Linked DNA regions of Mus musculus: region 1 is linked to region 2. The links are chromatin contacts, found by Hi-C or POLR2A ChIA-PET in ENCODE. All regions are on one chromosome and are shown on one strand. Each heading gives the region's core, a stretch centred on a gene start or an enhancer-like site at or near the end of the contact. The rest is flanking DNA. Distances are from core to core; before and after follow the strand shown.

Region 1 (5,621 bases), core at 190-2,689, 750 kb after region 2:
ATTTTGCTCTTAGGCTAAATTCCCACCCTATATACACAATGAGTCAACATCCTATCACAATCAAGTCCCTAAAACTACTTAGATTTTGTGTATTTTATGTCACCTTATTTTTGTGCTTTTAAAACAATTTTATCCTTTAAAAATCTGTCCACCGCACAGAAGACATCAGACAAGCCATCACTGGTCCCGATAGGAACAGGTGGTCCATGCTGCGTTCCTCGTCCTCTAGGCCACATGTCCCTATTCCGCCTAATCTCATTTCTGAAGCATTATTTCCGGTGGCCCAGATGGCTCTACGCACGCCAAAACGATCCACCTCAGGAGGATTAAGAACCCAAGGCCACATCTGGCATCCAGTGGGATGGTGGTGGAGGCTTACAGAATGGGGGAACTGCGGCCTGGCAAAAAGGTGAATCGGGAAGGTAGAAGCTCCGCTCTACGCCCGACTCCTCAATGTCACTCGGGAGAGATGGAGGTTCGCGTGGCATCACCCTCGCAGAGCCGGGGCGCTGAGCACGCGGCGCGGCCGGACAGCAGCCTCTGCCCGGCAGGGGCTTCAGCAGGCAAGACCCTCCCGGCGCTCACCCGTCACCCCGGGGCGACTCGCGCCGGCCACGGAGGGGAAGTGGGAGCAGGCGAGGGGCGCGGGCGGGGCCGGGCCTAATCACATGGCACAGCCGTCGCAGGCCGCCTGGCATCGCTTTCTTTCTCTTCCGCGAACCTCCGTTGCTAAGCCGCACCGCCACCGCCCACCGCCCAGGGCCCGACCCCTCCCCTCAGCCTCACCCACGCAACTCACTTGTCGCCCGCGGCCACCATCTCCTTGCCCTCGCTGTTGCCGAACGCGTCGGTCTCCCCCGGGCTGTCCTTGGGGCCCGGGGCTGCGGGTGGCGACGCCCCTGGCTGCTGCTGCTGCTGCTGCTGCTGCTGTGGCGGCGTACCCCCCTTCCCCAGCTCCTGTAGGATCTCCGAGGGCGAACTGGACAGGCCGCCCGCGCCGGGGCCCTTCGCGCGGCCGCCCCCGCCCCACCACGGGTGGAGTCGCGCAGCGGCCACCAGGCCAGCGGTCGGCCGGCTCCCGCCCCGGGGGCGCCGGCACAGCGTGCCGAGGGGCTGCGCGCGCCGCAGGACGGCTCCGACGGCGGCGGGCGGCCTTAAGAGCAGCTCCCGTAGCATCGCCGAGCCTCGCAGCCGCATCATACCGCCGGCGCCCGCTCGTCAGATGAGGATGCTTGGGGCGTGGGCGGCCGCTCTGCTCCCGGAACCGTGTCCCGCACGGCGGGGAGAGGACTGGAAAGAGAAAAAGTCCGGGACGGGGTGTGGCCCCAGCTCCGCCGCTCCCGCCGCCAACGCCGCCGCCCTCGCCGCCGCCGCCGCCCAGCCTGCAGCCAGCCGAAGTTGCTCTGGCCGCCGCGAGCTCCGCACTGAGACTGACGCTCAAGGGAGGGCTGGAGACATACCAGGCTCACCAACCGGGGGCGGGAGGACGCTGACGGCCTGCCCCCTGCAAGCTCTTCCATTGGCTCAGCCTGCCGACCTCTCTTCTGATTGGCTAGAGAATCGGTCAAATTTGTCTCCGCGCCCGTACGCAGTCCCGCTGGGTCCTGGAGGGCGGGGAGAAGGACGACTGACGTGTGTCAGCCCCGCCGACCGCTCTTCCCCCTTGCCTCGGGCCACCTGAGGCCAAGCTGGGCGAGGACCCGTAGCTCCGGAGTCTGGCCATTCACCAGGCAGGTGCGCTCCAGGGAAGCACGTCCTCCAGCTATTGAGGAAGCTGGAGTGCGCCTGTTCAGGCCGCCCAAGGCTGGAGGGAGGCTGGCGGTGGCAGATCGTCTGGTCCAAACCTACTGCTCGCCCCCTCGGTTAGGGGAATGTGTCCGCCCCTCTGAAGGCATCGGTTCTGCCAAGGCCGCCCTGACTAGCTTCATCCCTCTCCCAAATGTGCTTAAAACTTTCCATGGTTGGCTACTGCCCAGAAGCGAAATGTTTTGGAAAAAATGAGCAAAATCCTTTCAGCTATGCAACTTAAGACATTTAGAACGTTTGAGCGTAGGAACAACGAAGAATAGAGAAAAAGCCAGAGTAAGGGTGGATCTCTTCTATCTTCTACAAGATTTCTCCAAATCTTTTGAACGGCGATTATTTCATTAGTACCAGTTGACTTGAAAGCAAAATACTGCAGATCCTTTTTCTATTTTAAAAGCCATTTTAAAATAGAAGCATCTGAATACCATGTCTCAAAACTGTTTCAGCACAGCATCACCTCATCCATGTATCCTTTTAGATGTGTGTGCATCATATGTTTCCTGAGTCTGCACACATATACCACTCAGGACTAAAACCGCTTTTTAAACCATTTCCTGAAACAGATAGGCTTAAATGCATAGATTCACCAAAGTTAGCAGGATATGTAATTCACCAGATTTAGTAATCCAATCAATCTGTACATGTTGAACGAGATTAGTAACCAAAGAATCTGACTGTGCCTACAGGCTTGTCATGCTCAAGTTTTTGTTTTGTTTTCAACCTGCTCTTTAGATAAAAATAAAAAGTGTGAAGGAAATGACCTTGTGGGGGGAAAAAAAGCCAGAATTTTATATTACTTGGGTGGCTTTTATTATTGCTTAAGGTTAGTTTGTCAAAAATATTAATATTAGTGAATCAAAGTTATATATTTAGGAAAAACAATACATTCTAGGGGAGAGATAGCAAATGTTACCCTTAATAATATCTAACTTTGTCTTTCTAACTTATGGGTTGCTTTCAAACCTTAGTGTTGTTCAGTTTCTTACAAACTAGTTATCTGTTTTTACTGCCTCTTTTCTCTTTTTTCTCAACCCCATCCAGACTACTCACCAATCCAGTCAACGTTTTCATGCCAGTTCTTCCTAGTTTCTTCCATTGCTCAATGAAATGACTTCTGATGATTAAAGGTTTAAACACTTTCTAGTATATTTAACAATTAGGAACTTAGGATATGACTCAGTGGGTAGAAGGGCTCCCTGCTCAAGCATGAGGATCTGCAGGTCCGACCTCAGGCACTTACCTACAAACCATGCCTGGAGTGGAGACAAGTCCCTAGGACTCAGAGCTAGTCACGCTAGCTGAATTGGTGAATTTTAGAACCTCTGACCTCCACACAGAGGAAAGTGAGCTGCACATATGTGCATGCATGCAAACAGACAAGAATAGAAAAAGAAAAAGATAAAAGTAAAGAAAAGACATGCATTGGTAGACTATTTTTAGAGTTTCTACTTTTCAGAATGAACTGATAAGAAAGGGCAAATGTTACTTCTAACATTTGGAAGACCTGAGTTTACCAAGGTTGGACATCTGAGGTAATAATAAAACAACTAACAAGAAAGCTACAACAAATCAAAACTATTACAAACTGAATAGAAATATGGCAGGAAACTTTGATTCTTCTAATCTTAGATATTTTTATCTTCAACAATATTTATTCATACAACTTTGGAAACTGTGTTTGCATTATATTAAAATTAACCATATCACCTGTTATCCAAACTACCAGTATCAAAATACTTTATACACATATAATAATCTAAGGAAATACCTGCAAGAAGAAATGTTCTGCGTGTTAGGCCGTCAGAGACTCTCTTGAACTTCTACTTTGCTAAGTAGGATGCAGTTCCACAGGCCTGTTGACGTAACCATCCAAGGGTGGAACTGGAATGTGTGTACTTTGCTTCTGCTATATGCTGAAGAATGTTACTGAGCTTGCCCCTGAGCATCTGTCTTCTTCGTGGCCAGGAAAGGCTAGCTAATGCCTCAAGATTGTAACATACCCTCTCTCTATACATTACCCATCCTCTTTTCCACAAACATTGAGCTTAGTGATAGTTGTCCAAGAGGAAAGTAGAAAGTCACTCTTCTTAGAACACTGACTCACAAACTACGGGTCATGTCCCCTTTGGGGGTTTGGGTGACCCTTTCACAGGGTCACCTAGGACCTTCAGAAAACAGATACTTAACATTATGATTCATAACAGTAGCAAAATTATAGTTAAGAAGTTGCAATTAAAATAACTTTATGGTGTATGTGTGGGGGGGTCACCACAATGTGAGGAACTGTATTAAAGGGTCACAGCATTAGGAAGGGTGAGAAGCATTGCCTCAGACTAAAGTTGAAAAGACCTTCCTGACACTCTTTATCTTGGTTTGTTTAAAATTCTAGTTTAAGTGTAGAAGGCTCAGGAAACCTTTAAACAGCTTTCCACTGCTACTTCCTGCTTTTACAGGCCTATATAAGCCTTGTTGAAAAACGCTGCTGAGATGATATGATAGTATATATAAGTGACCCTAAAAATTCCACCAGAGAACTCCTAAACCTGATAAACAGCTTCGGTGAAGTAGCTGGATATAAAATAAACTCAAACAAGTCAATGGCCTTTCTCTACACAAAGAATAAACAGACTGAGAAAGAAATTAGGGAAACAACACCCTTCTCAATAGTCACAAATAATATAAAATATCTCGGCGTGACTCTAACTAAGGAAGTGAAAGATCTGTATGATAAAAACTTCAAGTCTCTGAAGAAAGAAATTAAAGAAGATCTCAGAAGATGGAAAGATCTCCCATGCTCATGGATTGGCAGGATCAACATTGTAAAAATGGCTATCTTGCCAAAAGCAATCTACAGATTCAATGCAATCCCCATCAAAATTCCAACTCAATTCTTCAACGAATTAGAAGGAGCAATTTGCAAATTCATCTGGAATAACAAAAACCTAGGATAGCAAAAACTCTTCTCAAGGATAAAAGAACCTCTGGTGGAATCACCATGCCTGACCTAAAGCTTTACTACAGAGCAATTGTGATAAAAACTGCATGGTACTGGTATAGAGACAGACAAGTAGACCAATGGAATAGAATTGAAGACCCAGAAATGAACCCACACACCTATGGTCACTTGATCTTCGACAAGGGAGCTAAAACCATCCAGTGGAAGAAAGACAGCATTTTCAACAATTGGTGCTGGCACAACTGGTTGTTATCGTGTAGAAGAATGCGAATCGATCCATACTTATCTCCTTGTACTAAGGTCAAATCTAAGTGGATCAAGGAACTTCACATAAAACCAGAGACACTGAAACTTATAGAGGAGAAAGTGGGGGAAAGCCTTGAAGATATGGGCACAGGGGAAAAATTCCTGAACAGAACAGCAATGGCTTGTGCTGTAAGATCGAGAATTGACAAATGGGACCTAATGAAACTCCAAAGTTTCTGCAAGGCAAAAGACACCGTCAATAAGACAAAGAGACCACCAACAGATTGGGAAAGGATCTTTACCTATCCTAAATCAGATAGGGGACTAATATCCAACATATATAAAGAACTCAAGAAGGTGGACTTCAGAAAATCAAATAACCCCATTAAAAAATGGGGCTCAGAACTGAACAAAGAATTCTCACCTGAGGAATACCGAATGGCAGAGAAGCACCTGAAAAAATGTTCAACATCCTTAATCATCAGGGAAATGCAAATCAAAACAACCCTGAGATTCCACCTCACACCAGTCAGAATTGCTAAGATCAAAAATTCAGGTGACAGCAGATGCTGGCGTGGATGTGGAGAAAGAGGAACACTCCTCCATTGTTGGT
Region 2 (5,770 bases), core at 2,174-4,673:
GCCCCTTGGTATTTCAAACATTATATGCCCCAGTACAGGGGAACACCAGGGCCAAGAAGTGGAAGTGGGTGGGTAGGAGAGCAGGGCAGGGGGGAGGGTATAGGGGACTTTTGGGATAGCATTTGAAATCTAAATGAAGAAAATATCTAATAAAAAATTGGAAAAAGAAAAAAAAAGACATAATCATCTAAATAACAACCCTAGGAAAAAAATTTTTTTTTTACTGCTAGAGATGGATCTCAGGCCTTGAACATACTAGGCAAGCACTCTGTCACTAAGTTATATTCCTAGAACTTGATTTTAAACCTGATTTTTAGGCATCTCCCTAAACTGCCCAGGTTGGTTGCTCTGTAGCCAAGTAGCCCCCAACCTTGCCATCTTCCTGTCTCAGCCTCAGGAGGAACTGGAATGCATAGTTTGATAAAATCTTGACCAGGCATGGTAACACACATTTTGAATCCCAGAACTGAGAAAACTGAAACATGAAATCAAATTTGAGCTTATGTACAAGGAGAATGAGTGGAAAGAAGTAGTGTTCTGGTAAAGTACATATTTATTGTTATTTCTAGATGATTAATGACTTTATCAGCAGTTAACAAAAGATGGGTTTTTTTTTAGTGAAGAATTGGTTTGATTGGTTAACTAAAGTTCACCTTAAAATTACTTTAAAACAGACTATTTCAACAGAAGAAATATCTGTAAGGGGCTCAACAGTTAAGAATACCGAACTGCTCTTTCAGAGGTCCTGAGTTCAATTCCCAGCACCACATGGTGGCTCACGACCATCTGAATTGGGATTCGATGCCATCATCTGGTATGTCTGAAGACAGCTACAGTGTGCTCACATATATAAAATAAACTTTAAAAACTTTAAAGAAAAAAAAAAACATCTGTAAAATTCTCTCCATTACAGTTAGAAGAACGTACATGTTTTCTACTCTCTGAAGACTGGCATGGGTATTAACACCTGTGTGAAGCTTGGTTAAGGAGGAGAGGAGCCTAGGAAGGGGACAAAAGACACACTCAAAGAAATAGAATTCAAAGTGTATTCTAAGGAGGAGCTTCTAATAGTAAAAATTCAGTATTTGTATTGCCTTTCAGCCACAAGGTACATAAAGCCAACACACCAGCATTGTCTGTGTTACTGACATGGCCAAGGATGATATAACAGTACTATGTCTACTTCTGCAGACAGCAGTTCTCAAGCTCCTCAAAGTTTGGCACTTTCTAAAGCAGCTATAAAAAAGATAGACCACTAATCTTCTTGCCCTGCTGGTTTCCCCAAATTTTGCAACTTTTAATATCAACAGAATGAAACCAATTGTTTAGTGTGAGCAATTTTAAATGTGAATGACATCATTAAATCTAGATTAGCAGAATCAGACCAAAGTCTGGCTTTTTCAATGTTTCTTTGTACAACTACCAAGGTGGGTAACTTCATTAAAACATATATTATGATTAGTATTAGTATTGTAGTTCTCCCCATAACCTCCAAAAGAAGTGATTTTTGGGGGGGAAAAGACATGGACGTTAAAAAGATGTAATTTAGTGTCACAATGACTCAATGTCTGAGAATAAGATGCCTAAATTCTGACTCTCACTTCCTGCTTTGATGATACCTTACCTCACTTCCTGAAAATGTTGTAAGGCCTGTGAGATAGGATCAAAGAACTCCTGCCCAAAGACTCAATACTTCTACCATTCTCTTAGCTCAGCAGCAATTGTCAACTATTTTTCTGATGGCTACCAATAAAATTATTACAATTCTCCCAATCACAGAAGCTTCCATATTCTACTTTTAAGATTCTTTCCTGAACTTTTCTTAAGGCCAACATTTGGTAAGATTTTCAAGTCTATGAAAAAAAGTATTCCAACTCCATAACCAACTAAATACTCTGAATGAATCAAAGATTAACTTCTGCCACTGTGTATTATTTTGGGTTTTGTGAAACTCTGATCTTACAGATGAAATCATTTTCAAGAATGAGTATTCCAGATATTCATTCATGTCCATATCACAACGATGAGTATTGAGTACAAAAAAAGGTACCAAAAAAGGAAAGGGGTGGAAGACATTATACTTCATACACGAACTGATTAAAAAGGAAATGTGTCCAACTGGTGTGGCACACAGAACTGATTTCCAGGTATATCTCTGTGAGTTCGAGGACAGACTAGTCTATAGAATTGTTCCAGGACAACCAGGGCTACACAGAAAAACCCAGTCTCCAAGAAAGGGTGGAAAGGGTAATGTGATCTTTTATCAGCCTCACTGATAAATGCTCACTGACTTCCACACGGTATTCTCAAAAATAAAATTAACCTTTAAAATTGGAGGGGAGTTAAATCCCTACCTAAAACAAATTAGCTGTGAAGGTGAGCTGCTCCCAGTGAGGTCCACTAAAACAGCTCCCTTCTTGAAGTGGCCCATGGAAGAGCCAAACAACTTCAGAACCCCGAAGTCGGCCAAACCCACACCTACCCCAATTTATGCACACCTACCCTCTGGTCAACCGAATAATATCCCCTGTCTGTATGAGCCCTCCGATCTCATCCCACACAGAAATAGTGATGCTTCCCGTTCTATCAGCTACTTTGCAGGATCTCACTTCATGGCCGTCTTTGGTTTTGGTCACTCGTCCTGTGAAGATTTAAAAATCAAAAAGGGGAGAAGGAAAGGTGTGTTAGATAAGGAGTTCATTCGAGGGAGCTCTTTCACCCTCCTCTGGCTCGCTACGTGACTGACTTCTGTCCCCGGGTAGGATTCTGGGCCAGGAGCACGTGGGGTCGCGGGCGGGGAAGAGGTCCGAGCTCTCGAGGGTGTGGGGCGGGCTGCGGACCTCACTTACCTATCTCCAGGACAATAAAGACGACATTTAAGTTTTTCAGTCCGGCCTTAATGTCTTTTATAAAAAGTGGAGGGTCGTTGACCCCGTGCATACTGAGGCAGGTGCGGCTACGCTTCAGAGACCCACTAGGCAAGGCTTCCCACCCTCGGGGAGGGGCAGGGGCAGAGCCGGGGAGCAACCTGGGGCAAGATTGGCGACCGGGGTCAGGAAGCGGTAATTCAGGGGCCGGGTAAACCAGCCCTAGAGGCACGGAGCCAAAAGAAAATAAAAATGGAAAAGGGAGGGGAAAAAGACTCTCACAAGTTCAAAAAAAACAAAAAACCAAAAAACAAAACCGAAGACGCACTCCGCACCCTGAGCCCGCTCCCAAGTGGGCGGCGAGCAAACCAGCGTGCGCACTGCCGCCTCCGCTAAGGGAAAAGGGATCAGGAGACGGCCCTGCCCGAGTCCCGCTGTCCCTCACACAACACACGCACACGCGCGCGCCCCCTCCGTCCCAGGCTCAGGGAAGGTACGTGACAGCAAAACGGCAAGGCTGTTCACCAACCGCGCAGCCCGCGTCCCAAGCAGCAACTGGCGAACGCTCCCTCAGGCCGGCTTTATTAAGCCGCGCCCCGCCCCTTGTGGCGTCACGCGACGTCACCACGCCCACTAGCACGCCTCTGGGGCGGAACACAGCGCCACTGAGCTCGCAGCTTCCCTGGATCCTCCCCTACTGTCAGCACAAGCACCGCCTCCCGGCCGACCAATGGTCTCTCGGCCACACCCTCCTCCCGCTGGTCGCTCCACGTCTTCCGGGTTTCTGTAGGGCTGGGTCTTTTGGTGCTCCGAGGGAGACCTGGCTTCTTCTAATTCCTCAGGATCCTTCAGTAAGGCCACCTTTGCCCTTCAGTCCCGCGATCACGTGGAACTCAGATGTTCCGAACCCCGTGGTTAGAGCAAGTATGCAGTTGAGAAGGAACGGAGAGAGTGATCGAGCAGGATCAAGGAGAGAGAAAAAAGGGCGAACTAAAGGTGTCCGAGGCTTCCAAGAGAGTGGTTCCCAGTCGCAGGCAACTTGGCGATCAACCTTCGTACTTTAGAGGTGTTTAAATTGGGATCCAGAAACACGAGGTGGTCTTTTTAAAAGTAACTTGTAAATAAACCTCTTTTCATGCTGATAATAGCCATACATAGTTAAGTTCCACAGATATTTCATTTTTTCCTTAACCCTTTTCTTTAAATTGCACTTGGCTTTTATATAACTAAGATGAGTTAACCATACACTGGTGAAGGGGAACCTTAAAACAAAACCTGAAAGGGAGGGTTGTGCTTTGCCACCAAACAAGCTGGAGGCTAATTGTGTGACCTTGAAATTAGTTGGTTAAGCTTCCTAGCCAGAATTTAACAATCTGAACAATAAAACTAGGATCCTTGCCTCATAGAGGATAAAATGGGGTCATAAATAAATTGCCCAAGTACAGTCGCAAATAGATCTGTGATCAGTATTTCTTTTCATCAATTTTCTATTGAAAATAATTACCTGTTATTTAATCTCATGGTGAGTGATAATTTTAACCCCCGTTTACAAGTAATAAAACTCACTAGAGAATAACCAAACTGGATTTCAATTTAGGCAATCTTGACCCTAGGAGGCTTCAACCAGAAGTATTTTATGTTTAAGTAGTATGATTGTAACCCTCCAAAACAGATTGAAGAAATGGGAACAGCAGAGTATATTCTAGCATGTTAGAGAATCATATAAGCAAATACTGTGGAAAATAGAAAATGTATATATCAAAAACACACTTCTTTTTCTTTTTAAGGATAATACCGAGAAACAGCATAGAGAAAAGTTTAAGAATAAATAACAAGCCATGTTAAGAACATTGAGCAGCCTAGAGGTGAAGCACACCTTTAATCCCACCATTCAGGAATCTCAGGCAATCTGTGAGTTCAAGGTCAGCCTGAGCTACACAGAAACCTTGCCTTGAAAAACAAACAATATAATAGAGCAAAGTTGTGGCCAGGGATCTGGGTGGGGTGGGGTGGGGTGGGGGACCTAGCCACTCCCTGAATTCTCAACCATTTGCCCTCATAAAAAGGACTAAGAGGGATGCTCAGAATTATTTATATACACATTCCTTAAAGAGGTCCCAAACACTAAGAGACCAGGCCCTGTAGGGGTGTGCCCTAGGTGGGTTCTCGGGGCTGACCAACACTGAGAGGAGAGGTAGACAGACTCATGCACCCTATCCCCAAACCAGAAGACATCTCCAACTGATTAACGGCTCACAAATGAATATTAGTTCTAACAGTTTCACCTGGGCTACAAAAACAACTCAGTGACATTTTGGGAGGTTCTTTGTCTCCTAACGTCTCGTTGGGACTGTTTTGACTGGTCCTTACTGATTGTATATTATGGTTTCTGGTTTTGTACTATTTCTGTGTGTTTGAAAGAGTGTCACAGTGTCCATCTGATTCTTGTGCTTTTTTTTCCTTATGTTTTGTTTGTTTTATTATAATTTTTTAGATTCCTGTTTATTTTCTAACTGAGAAAGTGAATTTAGATGGGAAGGGAGGATCTGGGAGGAGTTGGGATATAATCAGAATATATGGTATGAAAAAAAAAAAACTATGTTCAATAGAACACACTTGCATGCCAAGAGAGGGAGGAGAGAGAGAGAGAGAGAGAGAGAGAGAGAGAGAAGAGAAGAGAAGAGAAGAGAGAAGCAGGCACTCTAAAAAGCAGAAGCTACTGCACAGGGCTGTCCCTCTGTCCCTGCCCTTCCTGGCCCTCCCTCCACCCAAGACAGACTCAGCTGATCCTCTCACTTCCTCCCCTAGCACAGAGCTCCCACAATAAAAATGGCACCACTTTCTCACAAACCCACAGGCAGCCTTGAGAAACTGCAACAAGAACACACAGTTCAATGGAGAGC

What was found. A loop is a pair of places that touch in the nucleus more often than their neighbours do. ChIA-PET counts read pairs that join two places held with the same protein, here RNA polymerase II (POLR2A).
Region 1: a map of heart shows a loop between it and region 2 (4-fold over the local background). The contact joins the promoter of Gls here to the promoter of Nabp1 in region 2. A Hi-C loop is called at or near these places in 1 of 37 maps with a recorded cell type or tissue (heart). POLR2A ChIA-PET finds 5 or more read pairs at or near these places in 2 of 5 experiments (both embryonic stem cell).

What each region holds. Positions count from the first base shown.
Region 1 is chr1:52,231,793-52,237,413 of GRCm38, forward strand. It overlaps Gls (glutaminase), which reads right to left and starts at 1,440. Exons shown (of 18, transcript NM_001081081.2): 1 at 800-1,440. The coding sequence starts at 1,200.
Region 2 is chr1:51,474,976-51,480,745 of GRCm38, forward strand. It overlaps Nabp1 (nucleic acid binding protein 1), which reads right to left and starts at 3,424. Exons shown (of 6, transcript NM_028696.3): 1 at 2,850-3,424; 2 at 2,503-2,641. The coding sequence starts at 2,940.